Linked DNA regions of Homo sapiens: region 2 is linked to region 1. Evidence: read pairs that join two places in POLR2A ChIA-PET (ENCODE). Cell type or tissue: MCF 10A. All regions are shown on one strand. Each heading gives the region's core, and the rest is flanking DNA. Links, peaks and the distances in the headings are about the cores only.

The links. Peaks named below come from ENCODE experiments on the same cell type or tissue, not always from the same donor. Only the 100,000 strongest peaks of a DNase experiment are listed, where the experiment ranks them.
Region 2: POLR2A ChIA-PET joins it to region 1 with 5 read pairs; 3 of 35 experiments call an interaction of 5 or more read pairs at or near these places.

What each region holds. Positions count from the first base shown.
Region 1 is chr11:61,818,365-61,822,758 of GRCh38, forward strand. It overlaps LOC124902680 (a long non-coding RNA gene), which reads left to right. Exons shown (of 2, transcript XR_007062696.1): 1 at 1-3,104. It also overlaps a transcript of FADS2 not described here. Among named protein-coding and RNA genes, the nearest start is that of FADS1, 3.6 kb to the left of the region's middle. In MCF 10A, for the core only: no CTCF peak of the experiment used is centred there; DNase peaks (open chromatin) are centred at 1,967 and 2,737.
Region 2 is chr11:61,994,735-61,999,128 of GRCh38, forward strand. No RefSeq gene overlaps it. Among named protein-coding and RNA genes, the nearest start is that of FTH1, 29 kb to the left of the region's middle. In MCF 10A, for the core only: no CTCF peak of the experiment used is centred there; no DNase peak of the experiment used is centred there.

The sequences.
Region 1 (4,394 bases), core at 156-4,155:
CCTCTGTACAGCCAATATTCCTTTTTTAAAAACCTTGCCCAACAACTTGGCAGTGTCTAATGCGAGCTACAAAACATTTTCTATTCTTTGATCAAGCAGTTTCACTCTTGGTAAAGTAGGGGAGACTGTGCAAAGATGCAGAAATAGCCAATTTAATAGCAAAAACTGGAAATAAACCCGAGTCCTGACAATAAGAAAATCGCCAAGCTTATTGGGATCTGTTAACACAATGAAGAATTAAAGAATGATTTTAAATGGCTAGAATGTGAACTATATTGATAGATATAGAATCCTTCCCCGTGAAATAAGCAGAACCCAAAGTAGTATGGGTTCGCTGATTACAACTATATAAGAAATTCATGGGTATTAAATAACAGAAGAGAGGTCCTTTACATAAACCATTTTTCCTATGTGACTGTGCAGTGGGATAAAAGCTCTCATACTGCTGGTAGAAGTGTAAGTTGATTAAACTGGAAAAAATAGTTTGACAACTTATATAGAAATTTAAGATTTTTTTTTTTTTTGAGATGGAGTCTCGCTCTGTCGCCCAGGCTGGAGTGCAGTGGCCTGATCTCAGCTTGCTGCAAGCTCCACCTCCCAGGTTCATGGCATTCTCCTGCCTTAGCCTCCCAAGTAGCTGGGACTACAGGTGCCCGCCACCACGCCCAGCTAATTTTGTTTTTGTATTTTTAGTAGAGTTGGGGTTTCACCATGTTAGCCAGGATGGCTTTGATCTCCTGACCTCGTGATCTGCCCGCCTCGGCCTCCCAAAGTGCTGGGATTACAGGCGTGAGCCACCGCACCCGGCCAGAATTTAGGAATGTTTTGAATACTGAAGAGATGAAAAAAAATAGAAAAATAAAAATGTTCCCAATAATTCCATGTTTAGGAATATAGCCTAAGGAAATGTTCTTAGAAAAATATTTATAGGTCAGGCGGGGTGCCTCACGCCTATAATCCTAGCACTTTGGGAGGTCGAGGCAGGCGGATTGCCTGAGCTCAGGAGTTCAAGACCAGCCTGAACAAAAGAAATCGGCTGGGCGTGGCGGCGTGCGCCTGTAGTCCCAGCTACTCGGGAGGCTGAGGCAGGAGAATTGCTTGAATCCGGGAGGCAGAGGTTGCAGTGAGCCGAGATTGTGCCACTGCACTCCAGCCTGGGCAACAAAGCAAGATTCTATATCCACACACAAAAAAAGAAAACTATTTATAAACAAAAAATATTCATTAAAGCAGTATCTATGATAGCGGGAAATGGAAACACTCTAAATGCCCATCAGTGAAATATTTTGCAGACATTGAAAATAATGTCATCTTTCCTTTAATACAGAATCAAGGAAAAATGTTTTATGTAAATCTTTTATTTTATTATACTTTAAGTTTTAAGGTACATATGCACAACATGGAGGTTTGTTACATATGTATACATGTGCCATGTTGGTGTGCTGCACCCATTAACTCGTCATTTAGCATTAGGTATATCTCCTAATGCTATCCCTCCCCCCTCCCCCGAATCAAGGAAAATTAAATAATATGATGTAAGTTTGGCTACAGAGATAACTGTTCTATAAAAAGACTAGGTTGGGCGCGGTGGCTCACACCTGTAATCCCAGCACTTTGGGAGGCAGAGGCAGGTGGACCACCTGAGGCCAGGAGCTCGAGACCCACCTGGCCAACATGGTGAAACTCTGTCTCTACTAAAATACAAAAATTAGTGCCTGTAATCCCAGCTACTTGGGAGGCTGAGTCAGGAGAATCACCTGGGCAACATGGTGAGACTGCACCTCAGAAAAAACCAAAAAACCCATACCACTTGTAAGATAATTCCTTGATCAACCCCACCTACCTAGAACCATTCATTAAGTGTTTTATTTAACATTTGTGGGGTGTCTCCTCTTTGTATTCCCAGCACCTACTTTGGTAAGGTGCTGGGAATACAAAGTTCAGTACTATATGGGTCATGCCTAGTCATGTCTACTGGAGGAGAGAGACAAGTGAGTCACGGATTATAGGTCAGTAGGATAGATGCAAATTAAATTCATCTTACTCAGGATTTAAACAGCTTATATGACATGACTTTGCATTCATGTTTCTTTGCTTTTCATGTGTTCTTAGGTCAGTGTCATGTATTTTGCTACCTCCCTAACGAGCTTATAATCCAGGATAGGGCTGTGGATTCTGTTTATACTACCAATACATATTCAGAGCACCTTGGTTTGGAGTTCTAGGTGGAATCCCACATAAATTTGCTGAATTGGCCGGGCGTGGCAGCTCATGCCTGTAATCCCTGCACTTTGGGAGGGTGAGGAGGGCGGATCACCTGAGGTCAGGAGCTCCAGACCCACTTGGCCAACACGGTGAAACCCTGTCTCTACTAAAATACAAAAATTAGCCGGGTGTGGTGGGGGGTGCCTGTAATCCCAGCTACTTTGTGGGGGTGAGGCAGGAGAATCGCTTGAACCCAGGAGGCAAAGGTTGCAGTGAGCCGAGATTGCACCACTGCACTCCAGCCTGGGTGACAGAGCCAGACTCTGTCTCTAAATAAATAAATAAATAAAAAATTTGCTGAATCAACTGATGATTTCAACCTGAAAAAATACAGGTGAGTAAGCCTATAGGCCACTAGGCAAATGTCGTGTTGCCCTCTCATCTCCTTACCCACCTACACAGGTGGTCACACAGACTGCAATAAACCCATATCCAGGTCAACTAAAGGAAACCTTTGCCTTGCAGGCCCTGTTGATCCTAAGGGAACTTGCCTCATCCTGGATATGAATCACATACTTAATTTTAGGTTGCCACTTGTGAATACTAACTGTTCTGGCCAAATTAATCCTCAAGGAACAGAACGAAATGAGCTTAAGACCCTAATGCCAGGCCAGGCACAGTGACTCGTGCCTATAATCCCAGTGCTTTGGGAGGCTGAGGTGGGAGGATTACTTGAGCTCAGGAGTTGGAGACCAGCCTAGACAACATAGTGAGACCCCTTCCTAACTGTCCCACCATTTTCTCTCTAAAGAAAAGAAAAAAAAAGACCTTAATGCCGATTGTAATGAAGCCATAATTGAATAACCTAACTGCCAGTGGCTGTTGGAATAACCTGAATTGTGAGTTCAAATTTTGATCCATTTTAACAAAAGATCCTAAACATAATAGTTGGCCAATAGCCTGGATCCTTTACAAAGTCAACACATATAGGAGAAGCAATACCGGTTGTGCTCAGCCTCTGCTGCAGCCTCCCCTCAGTAGCAGCCCTTCAGGCCATTAAAGACCAAAACCATTTTTGAAAAATCTGGATTTCTGTGAAATTGGATAACTTATGGGGGTGCAGTGACTACAACACAGTAGGCACTAATAAAGTTGACAGAATCAGTCTTTGTTTTAAGAAAAGTCATCTGTAATAATTCTGCAGATTAATGTTAAGTAATATTAAAAATAATTTATGACATATAGTGCTTAAACTAAAGGGAGAATCCCAATCATACCTCTATTAGAGGCAGAGCGAGAGCTAGAAACAGGACTCTCATTTTGCTGCATTCTAAGAGTGTGGGAGATTGGGATGGGGCAGAGGCAGGCTCATGGAGGAATTCACGGGATTTCCTTAATGCAGTCTTTTTTTTTTTTTTGAGACAGAGTCTCGCTCTGTCACCCAGGCTGGAGTGCAGTGGTGCTGTCTTGGCTCACTGCAACCTCCGCCTCCAGGGCTCACGCCATTCTCCTGCCTCAGCCTCCTGAGTAGCTGGGACTACAGGCGTCTGCCACCACGCCTGGCTAATTTTTTGTATTTTCAGTAGAGACAAAGTTTCACCATGTTAGCCAGGATGGTCTCCATCTCCTGACTTGGTGATCCACCCGCCTCAGACTCCCAAAGTGCTGGGATTACAGGCGTGAGCCACCGCGCCCGGCCCAGTCTTCTTATCATTGTATAGAATATAGATGCCTTAGGGACAGATATATTAAACCCACTGTTTTATAGACAAGGTGACAGATCCAAAGAGCTGAAGCCACACATGAAATTTAGTATATTTGGGGCTAGAATTTACCCCAGAACTTATTTATAACTTTTAGTTCCTCTCTACATGAGTTCCTTAGCAGTGAGTTCAATAAATGTTTTGGTATAAGGCCACCCTGGTTCAAAGAGGAGAAGGCTGTTGTCCTTGCTTCTCTGCGGTGCCTTCTTCCTCCCAGGCCCTCAGACCTGCCTCTATTAAGTGGGAGAAGGGAGGCCTGGGTAGGTAGGTCCCAGATCTTCAGATTGCCCGGGGAATGGGTCTGGAGTCCTCTAGGCGTTGTTGTAAGCATTTTGCTGGGCCTTTAATGTAACTTTCCAGTACAAATGATCTCTCTTTAAAATAAAACAAAAAAGCTAAGCTTAAAATTTTATAATGAGAATATTT
Region 2 (4,394 bases), core at 209-4,208, 180 kb after region 1:
ATTTTCCTGCCTCAGCCTCCCGAGGAGCTGGGACTACAGACTGCGTGCCACCACGCCTGGCTAATTTTTTATATTTTTAGTAGAGATGGGTTTCACCGTGTTAGCTAGACTGGTCTCGATCTCCTGACCTCATGATCTCCCTGTCTCAGCCTCCCAAAGTGCAGGGATTACAGGTGTGAGCCACCGTGTCCGGCCCTGTATTTACGTATTTTTGTTTATATCTTTCCTTCTTAGAGAAACAGATCCTAAGATGTCCTTAGGATCACACTATATTAGTTTGTAGAGATCTTCCTTGTTCTTTTTGTGGCTGCAAAGTACCCCATTGTGTAGATGTGCTATTGTTTATTTCTCAAAGTCCTTATTGATGGATTTTTGGCTTTTTCCCATGCTTTGGTTTTTACAAACAGAGCTGCAATAAACAGCATATCTCTGTGTCTTTTTGTATTGTTTGCAGTGTATCGTTAGTATAGATTCCTAGATGTGGGATTGCAGGATCAAAGGGCAAATGCGCTCATAATTTTGCTAGCTATTACCAAATTCTCTTCTACAGTGACCGTACCATTTTGCATTCCCACCAGGAATATGTGAGAATGTTGGTTTTCTCACAGTTTGGAAAAGAGAGTATAGAGTATTAAGCTTTTGGATTTTGGCCAATCTGATCAACAAGAAATAGTTACTTGGGGCAATTTGTGTTTCTTTTACTGTAAGCAAGGTTGAGTGTCTTTCCGTATAGTTTTGAAATATTTGCCTTTCTTTTTCTGTAAACTGTTTGTATTTTTAGGGCATTTTTCTTTCAGGTTGTTGGCCTTTTTAATCTATATTAGGAGCTCTTCATATACTAAGAATATTGGCCCTTTGTCCGTGATGTAGGTTGTAAGGTTGTTGTTTTTTGTTAAACCAGTCTATCATTTGTCTTTTTAATTTCGCATATGTTTAAAATTTTCATTTAATTTTTTTTCCATACAGAACTTTAATTCCTTGAGACTTGTTCATCTTTTCCCCTTATTGTTTCTAGGTGTTGAGTCAGAATTAGGAAATTTTTCCTCACTCCCAAATTATAAGAGAATTGGTCCATGTTTTCTGTTAGACTTGTATGGTTTCATCTTTACATTTAAATCTCCAACCCCGCCGGGCACAGTGGCTCACACCTGTAATCCCAGCACTTTGGGAGGCCAAGGCGGGCAGATCACTTGAGGTCAGGAGTTCAAGACCAGCCTGGCCAACATGGTGAAACCCTGTCTCTACTAAAAATACAAAAATTAGCCGAGTGTGATGGCAGGCACCTGTAATCCCAGCTACTCGGGAGGCTAAGGTAGGAGAATTGCTTGAACCTGGGATGCAGAGGTTGCAGTGAGCCCAGATTGCACCACAGCACTCCAACCTGGGTGACAGAGTGAGACTTCGTCGCTAAATAAATAAATAAATAAATAAATCTCCAACCCCTTTGGAATGCACTGTGGTCCACAGCATGAGGAGTGCTTCCAGCTGGTTCTGAGTCCACAAGGCTCTCCTGCTATCCTGACACCAGCTATGAAGTCACCCATTCTTTCTGTTTTTTTTATTTATTTATTTATTTATTTATTTATTTATTTATTTATTGTTTTGAGTCAGAGTCTCACTCTGTCACTCAGGTTGGAGTGCAATGGCACAATCTCTGGCTCAATACAACCTCTGCCTCCCGGGTTCAAGCAATTCTCCTGCCTCAGCCTCCCGAGTAGCTGGGATTACAGGCGCCTGCCACCATGCCCGGCTATTTTTTGTGTTTTTAGTAGAGACAGGGTTTCACCATATTGGCCAGGCTGGTCTCAAACTCCTGACCTCGTGATCTGCCCACCTCGGCCTCCCAAAATGCTGGGATTACAGGCTTGAGCCACCGCGCCCAGCCCATCTTTCTGTTTTTTTTTGAGACGGAGTCTTGCTCTGTCGCCCAGGCTGGAGTGTAATGGCACAATCTCGGCTCACTGCAACCTCCACCTCTCAGATTCAAGGGATTCTCCTGCCTCAGCCTCCCGAGTAGCTGGGATTACAGGTGCATGCCACCAGGCCCAGCTAATTTTTGTATTTTTAGTAGAGGTGGGGTTTCACCATGTTGGCCAGGCTGGTCTCGAACTCCTGACCTCAGGTGATCCACCCGCCTCAGCCTCCCAAAGTGCTGGGATTACAGGCATAAGCCATTGTGCCCTACCAAAGTCACCCATTCTTTCCCATGACTTGGGATGCTGTCTGTATCAGACATCAGCTTTCCATAGGCCATGGGAGCAATTTCTGGATTTTATGCTGTGTTCTTCAGAAGGATCGCTTCATTTTATTCATCCCTCCCTGCCAATGTCCTCCCAGCTTCTCCAGGATAGTAGGGTGTCAGGCAGAGCATCTGTAGCGGGAGGCGCTGTGGGGCTGGCTCTAGGGCTGCGGAAGGCTTTCACCTGACAACAAAGCCCTTTGTTCCAGGCTCAGAGATCAAGCTTTGGAGGCAAATGGTCTTGAGAGGGAGATCTGCCAATCCCTACTAAGCCACACTTTGCAGATAGAGAGGCATTTCTGGAGAATGACCTTCAGAGAAGAAGAGTGGGCATTGGAGGGGCCTCTGGCAGGAGGAGACCCCTATTCTGTCCCTGGGGAAAGGATGGATAGGACCAAACATTCTACATTTAGAACCAGTGCTGGGGCCTGCAGGGAATCAAATCCTGGCTAATGATGGCCCTTGAGGGATGACTAATCTTCATAAGCAAGACAGAACCATCATCTATGCAGCTACCTACCCATCCACTCGTCTTAATATTAAGATGATATATTAAGATGATATAATATTTATATTAATATAAATATTCACTTAATATTTAATTCACTCCATAGCAAGCACAATGCTCTGTGCTGTGGGGGAGAGAGTCAGCACTCTGTTCCTGCCCCTTGTTTAGGGAGATGAGAGCAGAAGCTCCGTGGGTCTACAAGATAAAAATACCATAAAAAGGCTGGGCACAGTGGCTCACACCTGTAATCCCAGCACTTTGGGAGGCCGAGGTGGGCGGATCACGAGGTCAGGAGATCAAGACCATGCTGGCTAATATGGTGAAACCCCGTCTCTACTAAAAATACAAAAAAATTAACCGGGTATGGTGGTGGGCACCTGTAGTCCCAGCTACTCGGGAGGCTGAGGCAGGAGAATGGTGTGAACCTGGGAGGTGGAGCTTGCTGTGAGCCAAGATCGCGCCACTGCACTCCAGCCTGGGCGACAGAGCGAGACTCCGTCTCAAAAAAAAAAAAAAATCATAAAAAGAGGCATGGCCTTGTTTTCTGAGCAATGTTCAACACATGTGTTCTTTTCTTTTGAGACAGGGACTCACTTTGTCACCCAGGCTGGAGTGCAGTGGCACGATCTTGGCTCACTGCAACCTCTGCTTCCCAGGCTCAAGTGATCCTCCTGTCTCAGCCCCCCAAGTAGCTGGGACTACAGGCACATACCACCGTACCAAGCTAATTTTTGATTTTTTGTCTTTTTTGGTTTTTTTTTTGTTTGTTTGTTTGTTTGTTTTGTAGAGACACGGTTTTGCCATGTTGCCCAGGTTGGTCTCAAACTTCCGGAGCTCAAGCAATCCACCTGCCTCGGCCTTCCAAAGTCCTGGGATTACAGGTGTGAGCCACCATGCCCGGCGATTACATCTGCTTAAGTAAATCATTGGTCCCATGTCTCAACTCTGCTGGCTAGAAATACAAATTCTAGGAGGAGAAGAAGGCCAGGGGAATAGAATGACGAGGAAAAATCTTTAATGACATGCTGAGCTGTCATGTTATAAAGAAACAAAAAAATACTTTCTGGGAGACAGGCTTGAAGTGGAGACAGAGAGACGTCATTTCCAGCCTAGGGGCTCTAGGGTGAATTTGTCAAATTGATTTTTGGTGGGTTGTTTTGGGGCAGATTGCTTTTCAATAAATTGTCTGCCTGCAGCACGGTATGAAAGGTATGAAAGGTGTCCTTTGGAAGGGTCGCGGCTCCCACTTCCCTCCAGCACTTTTAAGACATAGTGGGCCAGGCACAGTGGCTCATGCCTGTAATCCCAGCTATCCAGGAGGCTGAGTCAAGAGAATCACTTGAAACCAGGAGGCAGAGGTTGCAGTGAGCTGAGATGGCACCACTGCACTCCAGCCTGGGTGACAGAGTGAGACCCTGTCTCAGAAAAAAAAAAGAAAAAAAAAAAAGAAAAGAAAAGAAATGAAAAATGGATGTGGAAAGTAAAATTCCTCTTCAAAGTTTCCCTTCTTGTTAAAGAATAAATAATAAATGTTAGAAATAATAGTTTATTTTAAAGACTAACTTCCTCCAAAGCCTTCTTGCTTTTTGCTAATAACTCTTTGTTAAGCCCTATCCTACGTAGCTGTTAGATATAAGGGAATAAGTA